Regions from separate parts of the Mus musculus genome. Here all the other regions are linked to region 5. The links are chromatin loops, found by intact Hi-C in ENCODE. Cell type or tissue: heart. All regions are shown on one strand.

Evidence for each region. A loop is a pair of places that touch in the nucleus more often than their neighbours do. Peaks named below come from ENCODE experiments on the same cell type or tissue, not always from the same donor. Only the 100,000 strongest peaks of a DNase experiment are listed, where the experiment ranks them.
Region 1: it touches region 5 in a loop (7-fold over the local background); 33 of 42 quality-filtered maps call a loop at or near these places.
Region 2: it touches region 5 in a loop (2.5-fold over the local background); 2 of 42 quality-filtered maps call a loop at or near these places.
Region 3: it touches region 5 in a loop (4-fold over the local background); 6 of 42 quality-filtered maps call a loop at or near these places.
Region 4: it touches region 5 in a loop (2.5-fold over the local background); 2 of 42 quality-filtered maps call a loop at or near these places.

Annotation. Positions count from the first base shown.
Region 1 is chr2:59,743,219-59,748,218 of GRCm38, forward strand. The region is part of intron 4 of Tanc1 (tetratricopeptide repeat, ankyrin repeat and coiled-coil containing 1); the gene reads left to right. Among named protein-coding and RNA genes, the nearest start is that of Tanc1, 130 kb to the left of the region's middle. In heart, CTCF peaks have their summits at 1,135 (motif pointing right) and 2,455 (motif pointing left); no DNase peak of the experiment used is centred here; H3K27ac peaks cover 1,067 bases.
Region 2 is chr2:59,894,424-59,899,423 of GRCm38, forward strand. Baz2b (bromodomain adjacent to zinc finger domain, 2B) reads right to left here. Exons shown (of 36, transcript NM_001001182.3): 36 at 4,940-5,000. Among named protein-coding and RNA genes, the nearest start is that of Gm52554, 14 kb to the left of the region's middle. In heart, no CTCF peak of the experiment used is centred here; no DNase peak of the experiment used is centred here; H3K27ac peaks cover 882 bases.
Region 3 is chr2:59,609,070-59,614,069 of GRCm38, forward strand. Tanc1 (tetratricopeptide repeat, ankyrin repeat and coiled-coil containing 1) reads left to right here and starts at 2,973. Exons shown (of 27, transcript NM_198294.3): 1 at 2,973-3,127. In heart, no CTCF peak of the experiment used is centred here; DNase peaks (open chromatin) are centred at 2,932, 3,382, 4,052 and 4,562; H3K4me3 peaks cover 3,019 bases; H3K27ac peaks cover 3,568 bases.
Region 4 is chr2:59,672,742-59,677,741 of GRCm38, forward strand. The region is part of intron 2 of Tanc1 (tetratricopeptide repeat, ankyrin repeat and coiled-coil containing 1); the gene reads left to right. Among named protein-coding and RNA genes, the nearest start is that of Tanc1, 63 kb to the left of the region's middle. In heart, a CTCF peak has its summit at 3,041 (motif pointing right); DNase peaks (open chromatin) are centred at 160, 2,710 and 3,490; H3K27ac peaks cover 3,092 bases.
Region 5 is chr2:59,538,962-59,543,961 of GRCm38, forward strand. No RefSeq gene overlaps it. Among named protein-coding and RNA genes, the nearest start is that of Gm39831, 29 kb to the left of the region's middle. In heart, a CTCF peak has its summit at 2,736 (motif pointing right); DNase peaks (open chromatin) are centred at 1,020 and 2,730; H3K27ac peaks cover 1,093 bases.

The sequences.
Region 1 (5,000 bases), 200 kb after region 5:
AAAAAAAAGTTCCTTGTACCTTTATATTTTTCCCTCAAATACAGTTTTTATATTTCTAAGGTGGGCAGGACTCCTACATTTTTTTTAAACATAAGAGCTCCAAGGCACTAATTGGTCCTTAGGCTCTAAGTCTGAGGAATGCTATTTCTGCTGGAACCCAGGTGGAGCTTGGGTGTAATTTACTACCATGCATACTAATTTGACTTAGCCTGCCAGGGACTTCGGATCTCCCAGGGAGTCCTGTTTGTGCAGAGCACAAGGGAGTCAGAATGCAGACCCCACACTCAGGTCTCAGGCCTTGAGGAAGAAGGTAGTTCAGGATGTTAAAGGTCAAGTATGATAAGGCATGAAAAGTAGCTGTTAGCATTTGGAAATACACCAATTGACCAGAGTTGGCCATCTTCTGCCATGGTCAGACAGGAACTACATTAGGCTACTGTGATCTCTGTTGTAACCATTGGATTTCAGCTACCATGACACAAAGCAGCCATGGATAATATGTAGCTAGATGGTCACGGTTGTAGTCTGGCACACACTTACAAAAGTACTCGGTAGTCTCATTCAGCCAAGACCATGGTTTTCCTTGACTTTTACCGCTTAGGAAGGGAGAGTTAGAATTTCTTGAGTGCTAGACTCAATACACACATTTTAAATCAGATGGCAGATGTAAGTACCAACCCCAACAACAGTTGGTGGGGAGCCCTGGGAGGCTAGGTGCTAGCTCTCCTGGCGGTTACACACCCAGCCAGTAATTGGCTAGGACTTGAATTTCTCCTCTGACTTCAAAGCCTGGCTCATCCTACCTCATTGGCTTGCCACCCGTTGTCAAGATCATTCACGGGAGCTCTGGTTGGCATAGAAGACACAGAGGCTCACACTGCTGCTGTTGTCCTTCCTGTGGCCAGCAGTAAAGTTGAGATTTTCTGCTTCTCCTGTGTCTCTAAGTGTGTGGGACCACAAGGCCACATGCACCACCTTGAGAATAGGCGCTTCCGAATTCGACAGCATTTGCCGATTACTGTTTGAGCCTTGGGTGATCTTCGGGGTGTGTGTGTGTGGTGTGTGTGTGTGTATTAAAGACTTTTTTATTTTAATTATATGAGTACACTGTTGCTCTCTTCAGACACACCAGAAGAGGGCAGCAGATCCCACTACAGATGGTTGTGAGCCACCATGTGGTTGCTGGGAATTGAATTCAGGACCTCTGGAAGAGCAGTCATTGCTCTTAACCTCTGAGCCATCTCTCCAGCCCTTTGACTTTATTTTTTTTTTAATATATAAACATTTATTTTGGAGTATTTTAGGCTTATAGAAGAGGTCAAAAGAACAGTACTAAGAAGTTCCATATGGTCTATGGTCAATCTCTCATTAACACAGACGTTGTGTGATACATTTGATATAATTAGTGAACCAACAGTGATACCTACTAAAGTCTGTATTTGTGGGGTTTTTTTTTTTTTCCCACCATTTCTAATTCACTTTTTTTCTGGCCCACATTATCATATCACGTTCAGAGATCATGTCTCCATAGATACCTTTTTGTCCGTTGGTTTGGTTTGGTTTTCTGAGACAGGATTTCTTTCTCTACAGATCAGGCTGACTTCGAATTCAGAGATGAGCCTGCCTCTGCTGGGGTTAGAGGCATCTCCATATATTCTTGACTGTGACAGTTTCTCAGACATTCTTTGTTTTAATGACCCTGGTGGCTTGGGTATGATATTTTGTAGAGTGCCTGCTTATTGGAACGTGTCTGATGTTTTTCTCACCATCAGCCAGGACTTAGGAGTTTGGGGTGACCTCTTTATCCCGCGGAGTCGAAGGTGTGTACCAACAGTGTAGTTCGCCTCTCTTGGTTGATCTTCGTCATCCAGCCAAGGTTGTGGCTGTTCACTTTCTACACTGAACCTACCCTGTCTTCTTCTCTCCTTGTCTCCGTCCACCACATAAAGAAGACACTTTATTCTCTGCATGGGCACTGTGCGAAGCCCACAGGTAAGGCTTGGAGCAAAGCCCGTCACTTCTGAGCATGGAGTATCTATATAAATTGTTGGCGATTATTCTGTATCTTGAGAGCTGTCTCTTTCCCCGTTCATTTATTCCAGTACAGATTTAAGTGTGCACGGACTTTCAGATTTTCCCCTGAGTAACGAGGAGCACTCAGGCCTTTGCATCCGCTTTGGTGCCTGGGTGGCTCTCCGTGAAGCTGGGTGTGCTGCGGCTATCCAGGGTCTGTTCTGTTAGGCCAAGTGTACAATGGGCAGGAAGTTGTTGCCTCTGAGACTGAACTCCTTAGTGTAACTGCTAAGCATATACGTGTTACCTAAAACCTTAAAAACATCCAGGACTTCATCCTGCTTAGGGTGGCGACCATTTCTTGCCTTGATGGTGAAGAAACCTTTCCCAGCAAGCCTCAGAGCTTTTGTCTGAAACTGGCATCGGAGCAGCGCCACCTTGTGGTAAATACTGAGTCTTCCAGGAACAATGCCTTCTAAATTCTGAAACTCTTAACTGTTCAAGCAGCAAGTTTTAAAAAGAAAAATAGTTTTGTTCTTTAAAGGGAGGCCGCTACTTTGGTATATATTGTGTTATTACCAAGTTTAGATAAAAGATACATGAGTTATAGTTGTTCTAAAAACAAAAGGAAGTAACCTGGGATTAACAGTGGTTTCTGCTCAGTCACAAGGACACAAGGAGTTTGGATTCCTGCATTCTTGTCTGGCAAGTGCCTGTTAACTCTAGCCCCAACTCTGAGGGACCCGGTGCCCTCTCCTGGCCTCTGCGTGAACACAGGCATGGCTATCCTGTGCACACACGTTTTTGAAAGCTTCAACCTTATGTCAATCTCACTCAGCTTTAGTAGGATAATCAGATACATTGTAGCAGCTTTCGCTAATAAAAGCCCCGCAGGCACCTGGGCTGTGGTGTGTTCAGGGTAGAAAGCCGCCTTTCTGTTGTCTTGAACCCAGAACACTGACAGAGTCAGCCCCACTGCTGAGGAGGTTGCAGTGATCTGGGTCCCTGCCAGGGGAATGGTGACTAATCGCCCCGCCCAGAACATCACTGCATGGTGTCTGCAGATGTTTCAGCGCGCAGAAGGTGTGTGCTTTTCAGAGATCTCACTATCAAGCCTGTGTGTCAGACACAAGCCCAGTCTGCTCTTCCACTTACTGACCCTGTACAGTAAGGTCCTGACTGCCGAGATGGCTTTGTGGTTGAGGCCAGCGTGCTTCCTCAAGACAGCCAACACAGCACAGCAGCGAGCTGCCTTGTACTTTCAAGGACATGGGCAATGATGCATGATGGGTAGCCTTGCCACCTGGGTAGGAGCTGGAGAACAAGGAGGGACCTGGAGTTCAAGAATCCCTTTCCTTCCACTAATATTTTGAAAGGAAGGCTTGACCTCACCAGGTCGAGAGACTATTTTAAGATGAGCCTTTCATCTCTAAAATGAATCTTACATTGCTTTCAGTGTTTTCTATTTACAATTTAGAGCATGTTTTCCATAGCATTTAAACTCAGTTTCTGAGCCTTGCATTTATTAATTAATCTAAAATCATATTTAACATGAATATCACCTGAGACTGAGACTCACACAATTCTGGTAGGACGTGAAGGCTGGCTCAGTCTTTACCGTTTACTACACTTCTTTTTTTTTTTTTTTTAAGACTAGGAATTCTCTACTAGACATACTCTGTGGTTGTGGTAGAAGTGACAAGCATGCTCCTAAATAACTATCGTGTTGCTGCTCTGAGTTTATTTCAGCTCTTCATTTAGTGTAAACTCTGCTTAGGTTGTAGGACAGCTGATAAACTCAACGCAGGAGAGGTGAGATTAGGGACAGAAAATGCGTGTTACTATGTCAGGATTAAAGTTGGCTTCGAGTACGGAGCCCCGTCAAACATATAATAGTTGAAACAAGATACCTACTGCCCTTTCTTTTTAGCAGTGCACATTACCTTCAAGTACCTTGGTGCCATGAAGTTCCCCTCGTGGGGGAGGGGCTGGGAGGAGTTGGGCATGGTGGTGCTCCCATGTTGGTATTGAAGTGTAGGTGTTTCCTGGGGCTACGGTGGCGTGTTATCTCCATTTGGTGGTTTCAGCTGTTTGTCTCTCTGAGCCGCAGGCACCGTCCATAGAGTACTTGTCTGGGAAAATGCTTACCTTCTGTAGCTCCTGATGGCCACACCCTCCTCTCTCTACTTCTGTGGCAGTCTTATCCCCTCCTTTCTCATACTAACACCCATGTGTGTGGGACCTGTCTGGATGATTCCAGTTGGTTCCTCACCTTAGGTTTCTTATCCTAACCCCAGTTTCTGTAAGCCTCTAGAAATCAAGTGACTTGATTGGGGACGTGTCTTACCTTATTACACACTTCTAACACAGTGTTGCCTGAAGGCCTCGTGAAAACTTTCTAAGTTACTCTGCACACATGTCCACATCCCTTGCCAAAGGAAAGGGAGAAGAGGAAATAGGGACATTTCTCAGCACAGAGCCTCAGCTTCAACAAATGCATTGGAATTGTGTAAATGCTGGCACAATGAAGACAGAGAGCGGTTCTGCGTCCCAGTATATTCATATGTTCTGTTATAGTCGGCTGCATCCCGAAGCCCTGGAAACCTATGGTCTTTCTCCAAACCCAGAACTTTGCCTTTTCAGGATGTGATGTGTAGAGCCGTTTAATGCACACCCTTTTGAGGCCAGCTTCTTGGCTGGGTGCACTTCGGACTCATGCACGTCACAGTGGGTATCGATAAACTTTTACTGCCTGTTTCACAAGTAGTCCACTGCATGCATATGCCACAGCTTGTCCATTTGCCAGTTGGAAGTCACTTGGGTAGTTTCCAGTTTGGGGTGACGATAAATGAAATTGCTTTAACTGTGAGCACACTGTCTTTTGTATAAGCACAAGTGTCCTTTCCCTTGGGGAGGGACTTAGGGGACTTAGGAGTGGAATTGGCAGGATCATATAGTATGTACGATATAATTTGTATGAAAGCATC
Region 2 (5,000 bases), 360 kb after region 5:
ATTATTCTTTCCCAGGAATGAGCCACCTGATTGGTCAGGCATAAAAATATATACATAAGTAACACTAAATGTATCGGACAGATTGTATTTATGGTTATATTCATTTATATGGATATGTAACAATGATAAAGAAGAGGAGGCTATCAATTTGAAAAGAGGTTAGACATGGGAAGAGGAGAAATATTTTCAAAAATAAAAATACAATAGGTAAGTGTTTAAGTAATCATTTAATTTTTTTTTTCTTTTGGTTTTTCGAGACAGGGTTTCTCTGAATAGCCCTGGCTGTCCTTTGTAGCCCTGGCTCACTTTGTAGACCAGGCTGGCCTCGAACTCAGAAATCCACCTGCATCTGCCTCCCGATTTCTTGGATTAAAGGCGTGCGCCACCACGCCCAGCTATTATTTAAGTTCTTATTGATACAGAATTCCATGCATTTATTGAGAAGGAGCCCAATGCTTGTGTAACATTTAATCTTCACAAAACGTGGACAGACCCTTAAAGAACAAGTTTGTAGGCTTGATATAGGTGAACTTAATCTGTCAACCGAATGGTGCTCCAAATATTTGACCAAAAAAAAAATCCTATGTTTTTGTTGGTTAACATTTAGGTCACTAGACAGAATAAGCATACTTTAAAACTGTGAGTGAATGTCATCTACGGAACCCATGCCTGGGCAGAATAAAGACGACCTCATCTCTAGTAAGACAGACTCTCCTGCCTCAAAGCCTTCAACAGGGCCACGCGCTCCTATATGCTTCTATGACAAACTAGGAAGGCCTTGTCACCTTCTATATACACGATTCTGTTCCAATTAATTACATATGGATCTATTCTACTTTTCTGTACACCCCAGCAGACTACGATGAACGACTTAAATGAAAACAAAATATGATTGGTCACAGTTTATGTGGGTCATGAGTTCAAGAGTAGCTTTAGGTAAGAAGGTCTGGCTCAGGATCTCTCAAGCAATTATCAGGATATTGGCTAAACTTCACTTTGGTTTCAGGATAGATATGTGCAATGTTTCATAGGACTGCCACAGAGCAAATGACCCAGGAGAGGAGCAGGAATGGATTTTATGACTTGGTCTGGGAACTCACGTGGTGCCAGTCTATAATGTTGATTATAAGGACCACCCTACCAGGAAGGGATTCTATATGGGTATTAAACCAGAAGGCTTGGGATCTATATTAAACTGGCTTCTATATTAGGATCCTGAATTGCAAATCATAGCTGTCTCTGTCTTAGTCACAGAGACAGTGTTGCAGGCAGTGTAAGTTTTGACCCCACAGGAATTTCTTAGTATGACTTGGATTGCCAATGATTAAAAGTCATAATCAAGTCACAAGTAACAGAAACAATAAAAAAAACAGTTACAGATAAAACTTAATGGTATGTTTTAAGGTGTCTATAAATATATATCCCATATATATTTCACATATTTTTTTCAAGATATAGCTTAAGTGCACAGAAATGGCAAGAGAGACATTAAAAGTAGTTATACATGATGGGTAACAGAACCAGTGAAGAAATATTAAGCTAAAGAAGACAAAGGGATTTGTAAGAACAATGTGGACAATGTGAAAAATGTGCCATGAAATGAGACGGGACCATGGCAGCTGAGGCTCACACCCCCTTTTGCTGGAAGCCTGCAATGTGGCCAAAGCGTATCCAAGAGACTGTAGGATGGGAGACTCTTAGCAGGGAAAGCTCTGCTCCATTCCCTCTGCTGTGTGTTAGCGAGAAAGCTCATTTGAAGTGGAAACTTATAGTTCTTTGGAAAGTTAGTTATGTCAAATGATGTTTTGCTGGGGCACACAGGTGAAAGGATGTCTTGCTAAAGCGAACAGGCGAAAGACTGTTTTCCTGAAGCAGACACAGGCAAAAGAATGTTTAGATATAACAAACACATGAAAGGAGGCTTGATGAAGGAATATAAATATGACATAGCCGGAGCTGAGCACTGAGCTCTGGTTTGCTCCACCTCGCTACTCTTCACTAAAGACATGCTTGTATTGGTTCACCTTACATATCATTGTTGAACTCAATCTGTGATAAACTCAAAATACAGAGAAACTCACCCAAGAATTGCTCAAGAGGTTCCTGTGGTAGCTAGCCAGTTCTAGTTGACTCAGGCCGTCTGGCGAGCCTGGCAGTGTCATCAGGATTGAACTGCAGCTGCCCTGTGTCTGCTTGCTGAAAGGACTGGACTGTCGCTGCTGGTTTGTGCCTGGTATCTGCCTGCCGAGAGGCCTGGTCTGCAGGACTGAACTGCAGCCAAAGATTAAGCTCGCCCTCAAAGAACTATTACTGAACAGGTCCACTTCCCCCACCCTAGTAACTTTTCTCTTCCGCTACTTCTGCTGGGTGGGCTGGAGGTTGACTCTTATTAAAGTAGGTTGTAAAAAAATGTATGCCTGCACTCATTTGTCATCTTCCTCAGCTCCCTGCCTCACGAATCTCTTGTACTGCTCAAGTGAAGATCTTTAAAATGAATACTTTTGAGAGACGTAGCCTAGAAATGAAATGTATAATAATGAGCGAATGATTCATCTCAGGTTTCCTTGCTGGGAGCAGACAAAAAGGGTGGGGCTGTGAGTTTCCTGCAAGGGCTCGGAGTGGAACAGAGGAGAGAGTAAAGCGGAGAGGCGTGTGAACATGTCAAGTGAGGTGCACACCTGTAATCCAACACTGGGGAGGAGGAGCCAAGAGGATGCGGAGAGAGGGTGGGAGGCTTACCTCAAAATCAGGACAAACCTTCATACTCTTGAATAAAACTACTGTTCGAAACAATTTGATAGTGGATTAAAAAGGAAAAGGCCACTTTGCATATGCAGCCATTTTCTCTTAAGTTTAAGGAGCACCTATAAAATTTCACCCAGTTAATCTTTACTGTTAGAAACTCAGTGACTATTAATTTGCTGTTTCATACTGATAACATTATCTGGGTTTAATAATTGTGGACTGACTGGTTATTCTTGGCTAGCCACTATTTGGGGGATCATCTGAATCTGAACTTGAAGGCAGGGTCCTTATTTAAAATGTTCAGGACACTAAGTACTAAGTCAGAAAAGGTCGGAGCTAAAGCCTAGCGCATCTTACTGCAAGTGTGTGGTGTGTAGGTAACAGGTCTTGGGTTAGGACATTTTCCTTTTATATCTGAGAAGAACAATGAGGGCAACATTTACTGAGAAGCAGCAGTGTGAGTGTACAAGTCGCCTGCAAGAGCAGCCCACATCTAAAGATGACCCTGGTAGGAGCCCTAGGAGCTCATCCTCTGCCAGTTACAGCAATGAGGACAACGGGCCAAGGTAGCCAGTGTCAAACTTTCCTTCTTCCAGGGCTATCTTATTCACTCATCTTATTTTCCTGGTTTGGTTTTGGGTTTCCAAATGCCTCAGAAGCTGGCATAATAGCCTCCATGTTCAGATGTGGGGTTTTACAAAGAAAATGTCTGCTTTTAGAAAACGACGTTGTGCATACAGATTTAAGTATTTTCTCATTTGTGGAAGCCCTAGAAACTGGAGGTGATATCATCTCATACAAATTAACCTGTGCTTTAGCAAAGCCACCTTGGAGGGAGACGCCCTAGCCAGCCCCTTCCGCCTGGCCGCTCCTCTCTCCATATGGATAGTTTTCCATACGGAGAGCCCTTGCTGAACAAAAACAGATTTATATGACTGTGGCTGTTGGTAGAGATCTCCACAAACGATTTGAGAGATTCTAGAAAGTACTTTTAGCTCAGAGTATTTTAAAGCAAGCGATATTTCCTCAGGACATTTTTATTTTTCTTTTACCATGAAACGCAGTGGCCACGGGCATAATAACTCAGCAGTAAAACAATTGCCTACCATGCACAGTCTTGGGCTCCACTGGCATCACCAGCACCACCCCCACCCTGGACCCCTCCTACACAGGGGCCTGTTTGCAAATAGGGGGATGGGCTGTCTTGTCTCCTCCCCCCCCCCCCCCCCCCCGCCCACTTGGTGCATACCGTGCTCCTTTTTCTCTTTCTTTTTTTATCTTCTCTCTTCCATCCCTCCCACTCCCCATTTCCCCTCAGCGCCTATCTCCCTGTCTCAGTACATAGATCAGGCTGGCCTCAAACTCACAGGCATCCATCTTGTGTGCACCACCAGGTCCAGCCTTTTCTGTGTGTGTGAGAGAGAGGGGTAGTGGGAGGCCGGTATGCATGTGTCTTCTCCGGTGTACCTGCTTGCCTCGCCCCAGAGGTTGGTGCTAATGAAGTCTCTTCTTTTATCAAAGCTGTCCACCATATTTTTCTGCGTCCCTCAGCAAACCTCACATGGATAAGAATGAGCTTGCCAGTGCAGGCTGCTCAGGGAGCCCCAGGGAGCCTTCCAGCATCGCCTTGCAGTTAGGCTTACAGAAGTGCCACTGTGGCACTCACGTGGGTGCTGCAGATCTGAACCCTGGTCCTCAGGCTTGAGCAATGACCACTGTACCACTGAGCCCCAGCCCCAGCCCTGCCTGCCTGGCTCACCAGTGGCTTTCTAACATCCAGCTTTGGCCCACCAAGATGTACAACTACGGATATCTCATGGCTTAATTTACAGGACTAACTTTATGACAACTGGATTACATATCTATAAACAGCTATTTCTCATATCCTAATGCTTTCATATTGAAATTGTGGAACAAAACTAATCCCAGAGAAATGTACACCCTCAAAAAACTCAGAGAGGTGACTTTAAGCCAGGCTCTGTACTCAACCTGCTGCTTGCTGAGTCAATACACACACCAAGACTGCAAAAACCCAACTTAAATTACTGCCTTTGAGCAGAATGCACGTTCCAGTTCATTGAGAAAAACTAAAACAAAACACCACCACCAAAAACCTACCCCAGCTGTAAACTCTTATTGTATGCGTGCATAGTATATAGTAATGAAAAATAACACCCCTAAAAAAAAAAGAATGTTACCTTTTCCACAACATTTTATTTTAAATAAAACTTCAAGTACTTTTACATAGGTACAAA
Region 3 (5,000 bases), 70 kb after region 5:
ATTTAAAATAGAAGTCCTTAGGAATCTGACCAAGGGGGCGTACACTAACACACACTCACAAAGCACATTCTTTTCTCATGCCTTCCTCAGTCCATTGCCCTGGGCAGTAAATTGTATGGTAAAATAACCAGTTTAATACTTGCTGTTTTCTTTCGGTCTGCTGAGAAAAAAGCTACATTGTTGGCAAAGTGACAGAAACTTTAGAAATGGAACCCAGTATATCACATATATATTTAAGGAATGTGTGTACCACATAATATCTGTGCAATCGACTGTTCTCTCTCTCTCCCTCTCTCTCTCTCTCTCTCTAAACATGCAGGGAATTAGTGAGCTTTTAAAACTGGGTTTGTGGAGAGAGACCCAAGAAAAGCAAGCGGTGATTCTTGAGCTTCTGGATATACAAAGTTGGCGAACAACCAACTAGAAGCACCTTTTATTATTTTATTTTTAAGGGAAAAGCAGATTTTAAGTACAAAAAAAAAAGCATTGTTTGGACCTGTGTTCAGCTAATACCTTACATATTAAATTGCTTAGAAAAGTCTCCGGTTGTCCTTACACAACAGACCTTCATGAGCCCCCCCCCCCCCACTCAAGTTTTTTTTTCTTACTCTGTTTATGTTTGGCCTTGGCTTTTTAAACATGTATCATTTTCACCCACAGCTTAAGACACCTTTGATGTTGGTGGTACTACATACTGTATATAATAGTAGCCATTTAAAGCCAGAGATCTGATTGTGCTTAATGACATGTAGTTGGGATTATATAAATACTACAGGAAGGAGGGGAAACAGGGTCCTCCTGTGTACACACTTTAGACTGCTAGCTCTCTGCCTGTGTAGAATGGTAAGGGTCCCCAAACAGGCGGGGATGAAATTACTTCAGTGTCCTTGACTTCTGAAACTATAAAACCAAATCCTTTCAACCCAAACTAAAGATGATGCAAGAAATTAGCATACCTATTTTCTGTGCTTTTTCTACTTGTTACTTCAGGCAAGTTTGAGGGAAGAGAGAGAGAGGAAGAAGCCTAATTGCCCTCAAAGCTCAGTTTAAGCAATTTTATTAAAGTTTGGAAAGATAACTAAGGATAGTCCAAGAAGAATCTACAGATTCACGAATTTCATCCACTATCTACCCATTTAAACCACTACAAACAGGGGCTGGTGAGATGGCTCAGTGGGTAAGAGCACCCGACTGCTTGACTGCTCTTCCAAAGGTCCGGAGTTCAAATCCCAGCAACCACATGGTGCCTCACAACCATCCATAACGAGGATGACAGCTACAGTGTACTTACATATAATGAATAAATAAATCTTAAAAAAAAAAAGAAAGAAAGAAACCACTACAAACAAGCCAGGACCTGGACCTGCTTGAGTCTTTAGGAGTTTCTCTTACATCTTATAGTATTTCAGACTGGACGGCTGGGTTTTTGTCTTTTGTTTGGGTCATTGTCTTATCCATGTAGTCTGACTTTGTCATCCGTGGTTGAAAGACTGGTCAGTTTTACACACTGTTTTTCAAGAGAAGTTAATCAAACACCAACCTGGTTTTTAACAACCAGCATTGGAGGTGGAGGGGGTGTCTGTGACCTTCCTGGCTTACCAGGAGTCCTTACTTGCTTTGAATATTCATGTCATGATTTGCTTGAGTAAAGGCTGGGATATGTTCGCTGCATACTTATAAATATAGTGATAATCAGGTCTTTGACTATACGAGTGAAAAATACCCAACACATTCGAACCATCTTTTATTTATTATGGAGAGATAGATTGAGCAGCCTTTTGCTTCCTGTCACTTTTCACAGGAACTTTAAATGCAAACACCATTCTTGCAGCTATCTTTATATTGGGAAGCTCTATGTGAGGTTGAAGTTTTTATAGGGAAAGTTGTTTAAAACACAGTTGTCTTTAAAGGCAGGTTTGCCACAGCAAAGGTTAGGGGTTGGCAATAAACCCATTTATAGCAACTTCTGTATTCTTCACTCTCCTTACACGGATGGGCGGCCTGTGTGCAATTCCTGTTGGAATTTCTAGTTGATCCTTCTGCAAAGAAAGGGGGCCCAAAGGGCTTTTGGGAATAGAGAGGGCTGAGCCTTCTACATATAAATTGGCTGCCTGGATTCCTGGGAGGTTGTGGAGGACCCAGGTCTCCCAGTTCCCTAGGCCATTTTCAAACTTCTGTTCTATTGGGAATAACAAAACATTTTGGGAACTAGGGAGTTTAATTTACTGCCACCAGCCTACTTAATAATAGCATCTTTGTCTGTTCTTCCTCCAGGACTCCTCCTCCTGACAAGGAAGCTAGCCGCTGGCCAGTGTACTTAGCCCAGACAGTACTGCTAGCCACAGAGTTCGAGGAGGGAGGACTGCCCCTGACTCTGGGCAGTCACTGATCCCCGGAACAACCCCAACTTAACTTTCCAGAAAGAAAAAGGTGCAATGGGCGAGATGCACTTTCCATCTTTCTCAGCTCATTTTGGAACAAGAAAGTGTATTTGTTTGTGTTTAGTTAAGCGAGGGGAAGAAAAGCCAACAAAGCCACCCTAAGGCATCCGCGGAAACTTCAGCTTGGCTAATTGCTCCCATATGTCCTCCTCGGATGCTTTCAGAGAGCAGCGCAGACCGAAGGCCGAGCCACTTTACTGATTCTAAAACGGCTAAAAAAAGGAGGAGAGGGCTAATCACACTTCTGATCCTGTCCCACTGGGGTCCAGGCGAGGCCCCAGGGGAGCAACCTTCTCCCGGAAAGCTTAGCTTCCCGCAGAGGACATGCTGGGTGAGGAGGGGGCGAAGGCGCCGGGAGGAAAGTTGGCGTGCGGCGCCCCAGCGGGTCCCAGAGCCGGGGCAGCTCCGGTCGGGAGGGGCGCGGGAGGCACAGCCCCGGCGGGCGCGCACAGGGAAGGTGCCTTCCGGAACACGCGCAAGGGCGGGGACTCGCGCTGCCAATGAGGTCCCGGTGTGGGCCGAGCGAGGCGCGGGGACGGGCCGGAGCGCTGCCTCCGCGGTGGCAGCTGCGGGAGCCCGGCTCGGGAGCCGCAGGAGCCGCAGCCGCCAAGCGCCCAGCCCTCTGCGCCCTGAGGCTCGGCCCCCGGGGTGGGAACCGCGCCGAAAGCTGGAAACTTTCCTGGCAGGTAACTCTCGCTGCCGGGGCGCCGCTGCCGGCCCCCGGGAGTCCGCAGCGGGCGGGGAAGGAAGGGTCCCGGAGAGCAGCCTGGGAAACGAGAGCCAGGCTGGTGGGAAAGTTTCGGGACGCCCCCTCCTCCGCCGGGCCCAGCGGGAGCTTTCCCGGAATAGGCGCAGGCACGCCGGAGCTCCCGGCCTGGGGCTAGGCGCTGCCGGGGAGTCGGTGCAGGCCGTTTCCTGCGCTCCCGGAGGAACGGGTTGCAGCAGAGCCGGGCTAGGGGGACATTGGGATCACGCGGCGCTCAGGACTTTCCCAGCCGGCCCTTGCCCGCCTCTTCGGTCCCTTGGCTAGACAGGGCCTGGGCTGCGCCGGGCACCTGGGTGGGGGGAGTAGGGGGACGTGCAGGCGGGGCGCCTGGCACCGCGGGGTCTTGAGTGTCGCCGCGCGCGGGTCGCCAAGTTCCCGGGAGAACTTCAGCGGGGGTGGGGGTGGGGTGGGGAATCGTATCGCCCACCGTGAGCTGAAAGTGTGTGATTCGCTCCTGCAGGCTGCGGCTCGCAGATGCAAGCCAATTTCTTTCCCTGGTGGTGTTGGTGATAGGGTGATGATTTGGGATTAGACCTTGAGGATTTTTTTTTTTTCTCTTCCTTTTAGTAGTGCCAGCTAAATGAAGGGTCGTGTCAAGTTTGCGAGTCCCCTTGTCCTTGGGCGACGAGTAGTTACTTTGGAGGCATTATGGGGATTCAGGTTCTTCCTGGAGGACTTTTGGGTGTGTGTGTGTGTGTGGGGGGGGGCCCTTGGGTTCGGCGCGGCCGCTTTCCGGAACGGCTGGCGGGGAAGGAAGCCCTGGGCATTGTGTAGCGTGTTTTCAGTCAGCAAGATCTCTGGACTGGAGTTCCCAAAACTTACTTGACTTATTGTGTAAAGGCTCCCGGAGGAAATGCGGCCATGGCCAGGTAGAAGAAACGCGGTGCCGCGGCCGAGGGAGGAGGACGCCGAGCTGTGACAGTCTTCTTCAGGCTGCCTCGGCTCCGGCTTGGCAGCCCCAGATTCTTGTGCCTGGAGTAGTGGGACCGGTCTGAGTAATACAGCTTCCTGCAGAGTGAACTCAGGGTGGTGAGGAGAGCACCTTCATCTTGAACTTGACCCCCGGAGTAGCGTCCTGGCGGGTTAAAAGGTAAAGGCAGGCTGAGTCTTAACCTGTAAAGGAGTTCAGACGCCGCTAGCTCCTGGTTCAAGATCTTTCAGGAAAGGACTCAGGGTGGCTGAGGTCGCGAACTCTAGAAATGCCAGACTCATCAGACTACGAAGTTAGTGTGCCTGGGGAGAGCAGGAGAAACCTGGTTGGCTGGCACAGAGGGTTAGTTTTTCTTTGTGGTGAAAAAGAAGGGAGTCTTGCGTCTCTGCTTACACCAGATCCGCTACTCCCCTCCACCCACACCCCCTTCCTGGGTCATCCTTATCCTGCCAGGCTGGCACTCCAGGGATGGGGGAGGGAGGAAGAGAAGAAGCCGTTGTGGAGCTTCTCTGGGCAGCCCGGAGGTATTTCAGATCTGCTACTGGGAAGAGTTCTGGATTTTAACAGCTGCTTTTTGATTGCTGGGAATGAAAGAATTTATGAGCGCCTGAGAGAGGTGCTCATTATGGTACTGTTCTGCGTGCTTTGCTCATCTGGGCTACTTAAAGAGCTCACAGGGACTTCCTTACAATCTGCAAAGTCTGTGTCAGCTGGAATGCTTGTGGGTGTCAATCAAAAAGCATCATAAATAGATCTTGGTGCTTTTACAATGAAAAGCATGCCAAGCCAAGGAAGTTTGGCGTGTGACTGCGTTAGAGATTCCTTCGTAGACCTTTTTTTCTTACCATCCAACTTGATGTTT
Region 4 (5,000 bases), 130 kb after region 5:
CCTGTTGTGTGATGCATAGAGAGGCTGAGATCCAAGGGGCATTTGACCTTAAAGGGGCAGCAGCACTGGAGACCCAGGGAGGATGTCAGAAGATCCAGGAGGAGAAGAGGCAACAGGCCATGAAACCGTCCCCGGGAAGTCGTCTGTGTTAGGGGGAGGCTGAACCGCTCATCCGGAGAACTCACTTCAGGGGAATGGAAGGATTTGTGAGGGAGACGCAGACTCCTGGGTTCCAGCTCCGAGGATTGGCTGTGGGGCCTGAGAATGGCCACATCACTCTGGATACAAGTGAGGAACACTAACAGAAGATGATGACTCAGGCAAAGGTCTCCCACCCCAGGAGAAGGAAATTAGGAAAGAGATAACCAAGTAGAACAGGGTCAGGGGGAAGGTAGAGAGCTAAAGGAACCCTTTAGAGTGACAGCAGTTAGCAGTGCCCGGTGGCCATCCCTTCCCACATGGCAGCCATAGGCATAATCGCTCTTCCCCTCACCCCCCAAGGGCTTAGGGTGGGTGTGTTCCTTACAGATGCTTTGAGTTGCTGCTTCTCACCTTTATCTCCTGCCTGCCAGAGCAACCAGGTTTAGGGACAGTTTATTCAGGACTTAAGCAATGGCCCCTTCTGTCTCTAGTCTTGTCTCCCTGGGGCCACAGCTTGCACTATTCTAGTGATCACCTGATGAAGTTACCATTCGCTCTGCCTTTCTCACTTCTTCCTCAGGCCTGTTTGCTTTTCCTCTTCTCATCTCCTCTGAGATGTAAGTTTCCCCAACCCGCCCTCAAAAGGACAAAGTAAACACCCAGGCAATGGGTCAAGGGTAGTGGTTCTCGATCCTGGCTGCCTAGGAGAATCAGTAGGTCAGGCTGACGAAATGCTAATGTTTAACCCTGTAGCTCTTCATTCTTCTGAACATCAGAATTATGAAAACGCTCCAGGAAATTCGAATGGGTGTTGGGGATGGAAAGCCATCTCCTTGTGGGGCTAGCAAGGTGCCTGTCTCAGAGAAAAGAAAGTTTTGCAAGATTTGAAATGGAAACTAATGCCCTTTGTAGCTGGGCTTGGTGACACAGGCCTGTTTTCCTGGGTACACAGTAGGCAGAGGCAGGAGGATCTGTGCCCAAGAGTTTGAGAGCAGTATGGGCAATGCAATGCAATACCTCCCCAAAAAAGAGTCCTTTGCCAATCCAGCTTCAAAAGCCAGAGGAATTCCCTCAAAGGTCTCCTCCTCCCTCCCTCCCTGCTAGCCAAGCCTGGTTTCTATTAAGCTCAATTATTCAAGCCCTCAGGGTACAACATAAACCCAGGCTTGTTTGGTTTGTTTTAGGTCTGGGGTACTGTTCCCCTTGGTTGCACTTGAGTGTGACTTGAACCTCCTCATGAACTGTGGCCTCTGTCCTGTTGTTGAACCTCTGGCTTCTAGTCAGTGTTATTCAGAGCTGTAGACCCCCCACGTAGCCCTTGGACTGTCCCAGGGCCCAGTGATGACATGATTTGGTTCATGAACATGTACAGTACAGACCTTGTTTTATGGTCTGAGGTGGCCGGGCTTAGGATACTTCTTGGGAAGAAAAAGTAGGATTTTGGATCACTACTTCTGTTGGATAAACAACTTTGAAGTGTATTCAGTTTTGAAAGATAGTGGGGAGCAAAGATAAGCCCTAGTAATTCTATTCAACAGCAGTAAGGCGTATGTGAACCTACGACCTCACACATGCTAAGCAGGCACTACCATTAAGCTCTAGCCCCAACCCATTTCCCAGTTTTTACTTAGAGAATAAGTAAATATGTTTGTTGTTGTGTGGTGGACCGTGTGTGTGTGTGTGTGTGTGTGTGTGTGTGTGTGTGTGTGTGTGTTCCAGGCAGGCCTTGGACCTGTGATGCCCTTTGATACCCTCCAGCTGAGTGGCATCTTCAGGCCTCCTTCTGTTTTCTAAGAAGTTAGTTGGAAAGCTGGGTGTGGTGGGTTGTGGGTGTAATTCAAACCTTTGAGGGACAAAGGCGGGAGGGTCGCTACTAGAGGTACAATGGTCTACACAGTGCATTTCAGGCCGGCTAGGCATAGAGATGCCGGCCTGAAAAACCAAAGCAAAAACAAGCAAAAATGGAAGTCAGTTGGAAATTAGGTCTGGAAATTAAATGTTAGGGAAGTGTGGGTAGGGCCCTCAGGTTCCCTAGACTTGAGTTTCAGGGTTCCTAAAAATCCTATCAGGACTGATCCATTTTATCGTACTATATATTGTAGAGAAATATTATATGACACTTGATTATATTGGGTATAAATACTGTTCTATGTACTGAAAAGATTTTTGAATGGTGAGGATTTGAAACAGATTAGCGAAAAGCTCTATGTTTTTTTGGCGAATCTAAGGTTTGTTTTGGGGGTAGAAGTCTCAAGGCCCAGCTTTTGTTGGAGTACATTAGGCAGTCCGCTATCGTTATAACTTCCCCAGTACCACGCAGAGCTCCTCTGGTCTCCTCGGCCTCTCCTCCTCCTTACCATAATTATAGCAGAGAGCCTTAAGACCCATGTAGGACCAGACATAGAACCTGCTCTCTGTGATCGCATCGCCACGAAAACAAGCTGTAGGGACTGTCAGCCGCTAAGGAAGCTCCTTCCCCTCTGGCCTCTGTCATTTCTACGGCTGCCTTTGTTGTCCTCTCAAATTCAGAAGGGATGTTTTCCCTGGCCTTGCCGGAAACAGTGGTACAGGCCGGCTGCTCTTGGTGGGGCAGAGGCCAGAGAACAAGTGTGCTGTGTACATAACCTGCTGCAGGTCTCATTGGGAGGGTGCACCAGTCTGACGGCCTCAGGCCCACGATCTGTCTGGTGTGGAACCCAGTGGGCATCCTTTGATGTTTGTCTGCCAGTAGTGGAGGGCACACACGGGGAGTGCGTGTGCCTTCTCAATGGAGGTGTGCTATGCAGAGGGATGGATGGAAGGGCCTGCAGCTGCTGGGAGATGCTCCCTCCGGGCTGATCCCCTTAAAAGAGCAGGGGATGCGGGAGGAACTCACACCAGGACACCTGGCCATACAAACCGCCGCTGTTCACCAGGTGGTGCTGTCCTGCAGTGGATAAGGCCTGGTGTGGGAGCAGCTGGGGTGCCCACAAGCTCTGACGTTTGCCTAACATGAGCATGACGAGTGGAGGCCTTTTTGAGGCAACTTTAAAGATTTGGTATGGGAGTGATCACCTGGTCCTGGGTGTGTGTGTGTGTGTGTGTGTGTGTGTGTGTGTGTGTGTGTGTGTATTCCCCTTGTGTTTGCACTAGCGAGGTCGCAGTTGGTTCTGAAGTGGGTGGAGGAGACTGGACCTTCCTCCCAGAGAACCGCTCCTGTGCTGGGTTCTCATCTTTGAAGTCCTGGTGGGCATGGGGGCGGGGCCTGGTTTCCAGCTCCTCATTAAACCAATTTAAAGGAAGAGGAAAGTCTCTACATGCACAGACCTATTAGTACTCGGTGGCCTGCCAAGGTGATTTGGTTTGGCCCAGTTGTGACTACCTACACACGACCTGTCCTTCCTGGCCGGGAAGCCTAGCAGGATGGCCCTGAGAGTGTTGACTTGGGCCTGGTTGTCATTGTTTGTGAGTGTGGAAAGTACCCTGAGGGATTTCACTTTTCCTGGACAGGTACAACAACAAGGAAATAGGCCGAGTCAGTCCTGGAAGCCCTCTAGAATCCAGTGAGGAAGTGCCTTTAGCTGTGTCTGACTAGCCTTTTTAAAAGGAATAGTCCGGTGGTGGCAGGTCACACTAGCCCTCTGTAACCAGTGATCCGGGCAGGATGGCACCAGTGTTAATCAGGGCAGGGGGTGGTGGTGGTGGTGTGGTGTTGTCTTTGGTTCAGAGGAAGCATTGTGGGGGTGGGGCAGGCATGCAGGATGACTAATAACCCCGAGTAGGAGAAAGGCTGTTGAGAGTGAGGAAAAGCAAGAAAGAGCGCTAAGGCCCTGAGCCATGAGCTCAGGAATGGTCAGGCTTGAGGAAAGCTGGAGTTTATGACCGAGATAAGACATGTGCGGAGGAGAAGTCAGAAGGACTCAGATTCACAAGGTTGCCTTAAATCCTGAAACCACTTCACAGCAGACTGGGCTGTAAACCTCATGTGGTGGAGGTGAGCCTGCGGTTTCCAGCCTTGCTGGTTGGTACTTGCTGCAGGGCCTTGAGGCTAGGCCAGAGTGGAGCTGGGAAGGAAGTTCTGAGCCGCACTGCTCTTTCCAGTGCAAGCACCCTTGTCTTTTCCTCTCTGTCTCTACTGCTCTGGGGTTCTCAGCAATCCCAGGGCTGCTTCCAGGGCGTGCGCGTTGCTCGTCTCACAGGGTAAGTGTGCTGACGTAGGCTTGCTGGTGCCTTACAATTAAAGCATTCACACTTACAGTGTAGAAACTTTAGTACTTTATTTTAACATTTTCTAATTTAATTGATTTATGCTTATTTCAGAGGGTTTTTTTTTATTAGTATATATATCTAGTATAGTACTTTTCTTCTGAAAATATGTAATATATGTTGATTAATGTATTGGCTTCCATTTTGTACACACAGAATATAATTGATTAAAATGTCTCAGATTATTTGTTTATAGGCTAGGCTTCTCATATCCCAGGGTGACCGAGTATTCCTGATTGTTCTGGGATGCTGAGATTCTAAGCATGTATCGCTGTACCCCGTGTGTGGTGTTGGAGAGCAAACTTAGGACTTTGCACATGCTAGGCAAGCACTCTACTGAGTTACATCCCCAGGCCCTAGTTATATATTTTTAAGAAAGTGTCTCCTTTTGTCATTGCCTTAGAATCCTGGGCTCCAGTGACCCCTTTAGCCTCAGCTTCCAGAGTGACAGGAACTACAGGCACACACTACTGTGTCTGGCTTCAGATTTTTAATAAACGTAGATCGACTGTCTCTTTTTCTACTGTCATTCTCCTGCCCCTGGGTCCCCAAGAAAACTGTCAGGTTTAATTTCCAGCTGCTCCCAGGTGACAAATAAAGGGATGTTTACAGCA
Region 5 (5,000 bases):
AAAACCCTGTCTCAAAACATAAAAAAAAAAAAAGTTTTTGATTTCAAAAATTATGTGACAAAAAGCATATTGATTTGGGGGCCTGTGGCTTAAGACTGGCTCTCAATGCATAGTCCTGGGTGCCTTGGGACTTAAGACACAGACCAGGCTGGTCTTGAACTCACAGAGTTGGACCTACCTCTGCCTCTTTCCTGCCTCTGTACTAGGATTAAAGGTGGATGCCACCATGCCCTAAAAATATTGATATTTTTAGATTTTTTTCTTTTCATGTGCATCCTCTCTTTCTTCTTTTGGTTAGTTGGGCCAAGGGTCTGCCTATCTTGTTTATCTTCTCAAATAACCAGGTCTTAGGTTTGTTGATTCTTCATGTTGCTCTCTTTGTTTCTATTTCATTAATTTCTGCTTTAATTTTTATTAATTAAAAATTAATTCTACTTTCTACTACATTAAGATTTGTTCTTGTTTTTAAAAAAGTTTGGGGGGGGGGGTTGTTGAGACAGGGTTTGTCTGTGTAGTCCTGGCTATCCTGAAACTCACTCTGTAGACCAGGCTGGCCTTGAGCCCAGAGATCTGCCTTCCTCTGCCTCCCAAGTGCTGGGATTAAAGGTATGCATGACCACTGTCCCACATTCTTTTTTTCAAATTCTTGAGTTGCATTATTAAGTCATTTATTTGAGCTCATTCTGATTTTTTTTAATATAGGCACTTAGAGCTATGCATATTCCTCTTAGAGCTGCTTTTAACATATCCCAGAGGTTTCGTTATGTGGTGTTTTAATTTTCATTTAGTTCCAGAACTATTTTAACCCAAACTGAGAAAGACAAATGCCTTATGTTCTCCCTCTCCTGAGATCCAAATCCTCAGCTCTAAGTGTCGCTACCTCCCCTCACTGAAGAAGACTTTCTTCACAGTAAATGGAGACCATCACAAGAACCCACAACCGAACACAATACAGAGATCAGCAAATGGTGGGGAGCCCAGGCCAACGGATACATCTACATCACACTTCCTGCATCCAGGGAAACACCACAAAAGAGGGAGTGGAAAGACTGTAAGAGCCAGAATTCCAGGAAGTCTGCAGGGACAGTCTTTCTAGCTGCATAAGCAAGACGGGAACAATGGTAATACCAATGGCCACAGTAACACAGGAGGCAGGAAATTTCATGGTGTCTCACCCCCTACACACACACACATACACACACACACACACACACACACACTCATACACACACACACACACACACACACACACACACACACACGCACACACACAAAGATGGTGGGAAAAGAAGAGAAAAATTAACCTCTCCCAGGGATATGGCCCCTTATTGGTTGTCCAAAGCAGAGTCGTCAATCTTGAAACCATATACACACTACCAATAAAAGCAGATGCAGCAAGTTGTATTTATACATATTTGTACATAAACATACATACATATACACATATACAACAGTAATAATAAAAGAAAGAGAGGCTATCACCTTGAGAGGGACATGGAAACGGTTGGAGGAAGGACACATGGGAGGAGCCAGAGAGGGGAAAATGTAATTCTATTCCAATGAAAAACATATTTCTAAAAAAAAAAATCAGTTCAAAAGGCACTGCAACTTTTTATAAAAGGTTTGCCACATGTACATTATACATTATAATTAAATATATTGCTCATCTTTATATTTGGATAAGTGTAGAATAAATAAAATACAAATTCCATTCCCTTAAAAAAAAAAAAAGAAGATTTGCCCCAAATAAACCTTTCAGATGGTAAGCACGGTTGTCTTTATTCACACTCAGCGAAGCATATTTAACTCACTTTGAAGCAAAGCTTCCCAACGAAGCAATGCATTCCAAACTAGTTAAGGTTAAGCATCAGGTTGAGGTTGGCAGATTCATAAAAAGTCTCACTTCACAATGAGGACAAGGGTCTAATACTCTCCTTGTTGCTACTTCAGCACGCAGCTGTCAAACAAACAGAAAAAGCTAACAAAACTCAAGACTCTTCTCTGGGTAGTTCACCATAAATTCCTTCTGGGTTTCCTTAAAACGTCCCAAGTTTTTCTTTTGCAAAAAAAAACGGCAAATGGCTAAGAGGTAATAAGTCTTGACTGGACCTGACTCTTTCCATTGCAATGAGTCTCTGGCTGGGGCGGGGGTGGGGGGGAGAACCACTCAAATGTGCCTGCATTTCTTTCTCCTGGCACAGTAGAGCAGCATCTTTTGTGAGTGACCCACCCCCTGATGCTCTGATTTCTCAGAGTTAACAGTGTTCTCCAAAAGTCCTTCATGCAGTCTTTGGCAAGCTCTGGGCAACAACGCTGAAGCCTAGTGTCTCAGCTACAACTGGTCCAACATGGGTATTTGTTAACCTAGCCAAAGGATCATTGAAAACTTAATGTGTGAGTTTCCAGCAACACACCTCCCCATGCAAGCATGTGAGCACACATGATAGCCTGGATTTCTACATTGCACATACTGTTGAGATGAGTGAAAATAAGAACACTTCATATCCAAATAACTTCTAATCCTTGTGTATTTTTCTCACACAAATCTTACTAAAAGCACCAGTGCAATCACACACACACACACACACACACACACACACACACACACACACACACACACACACACGTACGTTTGTTCTGCAGATTTACAAGGAATATCTGAAGATGCTTTGTCATCAGACAGCATGATAGTGTTTTCCGCTAACCACTAGGGGGCAGTACAGACCAACCAAAGGTGCAAGCATCCGCCGTGGCCCTGGATTTGAGAGGATCTCAAGGTGATAAAAACCACTTGCTTATAATGAAGAATTTAGACAAAACAGTTCAGGCCTCGTGTTTTTAAAACTCAACGTGAACATGGAATGCTTTTTCTCAACACCGTGAGAAATATGTATGTTCTTTGTGATATCGTAGACATTAATTGCCGTGAGTCTAGGCTCAACATGCCTGAGTTTAAGCTTGATCGACCTTTAAAGGTGCTGTAACCACACTCATGTTCTTTAACTTCCCTCCCTCGCTTTCTTTCTCTTTCTAATGTGGATGAACATTTTGCCTTTACCACATACCTGCCTGGTGTCCACAGAGGCCAGAAGAGGTGATGGAACCCCTGGAACTGGCATTAAGGACAGTTGTGAGTCACCGTGTATGCTGGGAATCAAAAGGGTCCCTCTGGAAGAGCAACTTTTAACCAGGAAGTAATCTCTCCCACCTGCCTCTCCGCTCAACTGTGGATCTTGCTCTACTTAATTAAAATTGAACATGCTCTGGGTTCACCTTAGTAAAACTGAACACATTAGAGTTTATACAGCCAAGATCCAAATACTGCCTTCTCCAAGGTAAACATCTTGGTAATTTGGGCAACTCCTCCAGCTTAGGTTTTTTTCACTTGTAAAACAGATCTAGCAAGATCAATCCTTTGGCAACTGCTTGAAGCATGAATGTACACATACTTAGTGCAGTGCCTGGCACATAGTAAAACATAACATATATTTCTGTACTATTCTTAATATTCTTTTTACAATGACAAATGATAATAATATTATTATATTTGTGACCAAAATATGTGGAACTGCATCTACACTATTGCTAACCTTAAAGGCCCACTGAGAAATACGGACATGAAATGTATTTTCTGGTTCTGACTCCCACACTGGCCACATACTGAAAGTTTATTAAGCTCTGAAGTTTCACAGAGATTGAATACCAAAAAAGGTGCGTGGAGAGTTTTATCTTTGTCAAGCAATGCCTTTTGCTCTCCTTTTGGAGGTAGACCTTTCGGTCGGATCAAAGTCTCCAGGTTTCTCCTAAGGGGCTGAGTACCAGAGGTCGGTCCTCATCCATTTCTGGACCGAGTTCCCAGAGGAAAGCGTCTGCCTCTCCCTCCGCTGCTCTCTGCCCTCAGGATCTCAGTTGTCCTTAAGCAAGGCTGGCTCCATTCCATGCAAGCTTTCTTCCTGTTTCTGTAGAGGGCATTTGTCTCTTAAAAAGTCATGTGTAGTTCATATAAAAATGCCCCCCTCATCCGTTACTTCACGTTTAACTAGATCTGTCTGAGGAGTTTGGTAGGGCTGAAGTGTTGCCCAGGCTGGCCTCGAACCCAGAAATCCTCCTGTCTCTGCCTCCCAAGTGCTGGGATTAAAGGCGTGCGCCACCACTGCCCAGCCAGCCTGCAGTCTCTTACAGTAATTAAAACAGTGACCACTGTTTTCAACAAAGCAAATTGGCCTTGTGAACTTACTGATCTTTTGGGGGACAGAGGCAAGAGGGTCACATGACTGTTGCTGCCCGGAAGCACTAATGGGCAGCCAATCAGGTTACTTCTTGGCAATGGCTTGCATTCCCCATGGAGTTGAGTTCCGTCCGACCTCTAAACGCTTGATGTGCTGGACAACACCACTGCTCTGGTTAGCCCCATTAAGGACCCAGCTACAGTAGGTAACAATATCCCCAAGAGCGAGAGAAAACGGTAAGCCCTGCATGGCTTCTGGAGGACAAGCTCCCCAGCGAACCAAGGACTCTGTTTTCACCATGCTAAGGGTTCAAAAAGCTCGTCTAAAACAAACAAACAAAACAAAAACAAAAAACCCCAGAACTTCTGTAGCTGGCTGGCTTGTATTCCAGTGTGGTCATGTCTGCCCTTTAAACGTGGCAACTGAAGGACTTTGTAAAACCTGAAAACAGTTTAGGACATTAAAGGGACGTCCCTACCCACCCACCCCCAAACAGGAATTTCCATGCACTGTGGAAACTATTCAGAGGCAAAAACATAGCATCTTGATGAATATAATAGGGTCTCACATCCCCTCTTATAGGGACACAACTCTCATTGACTTAAAAGTGACATTTCCAAACAGGCTGCAAGAATGATTCGTCTCCCAAACAAAGCGGGCTGCATTTGTTCCGATAGAATGGCTGCTTCTCTTCTTTGTGTCCGCATAATTTGGTAGAGCACTCCCTCGTTCATTCATTCGAGGGTGACTCTCATTTGAGAAATTTTCTCA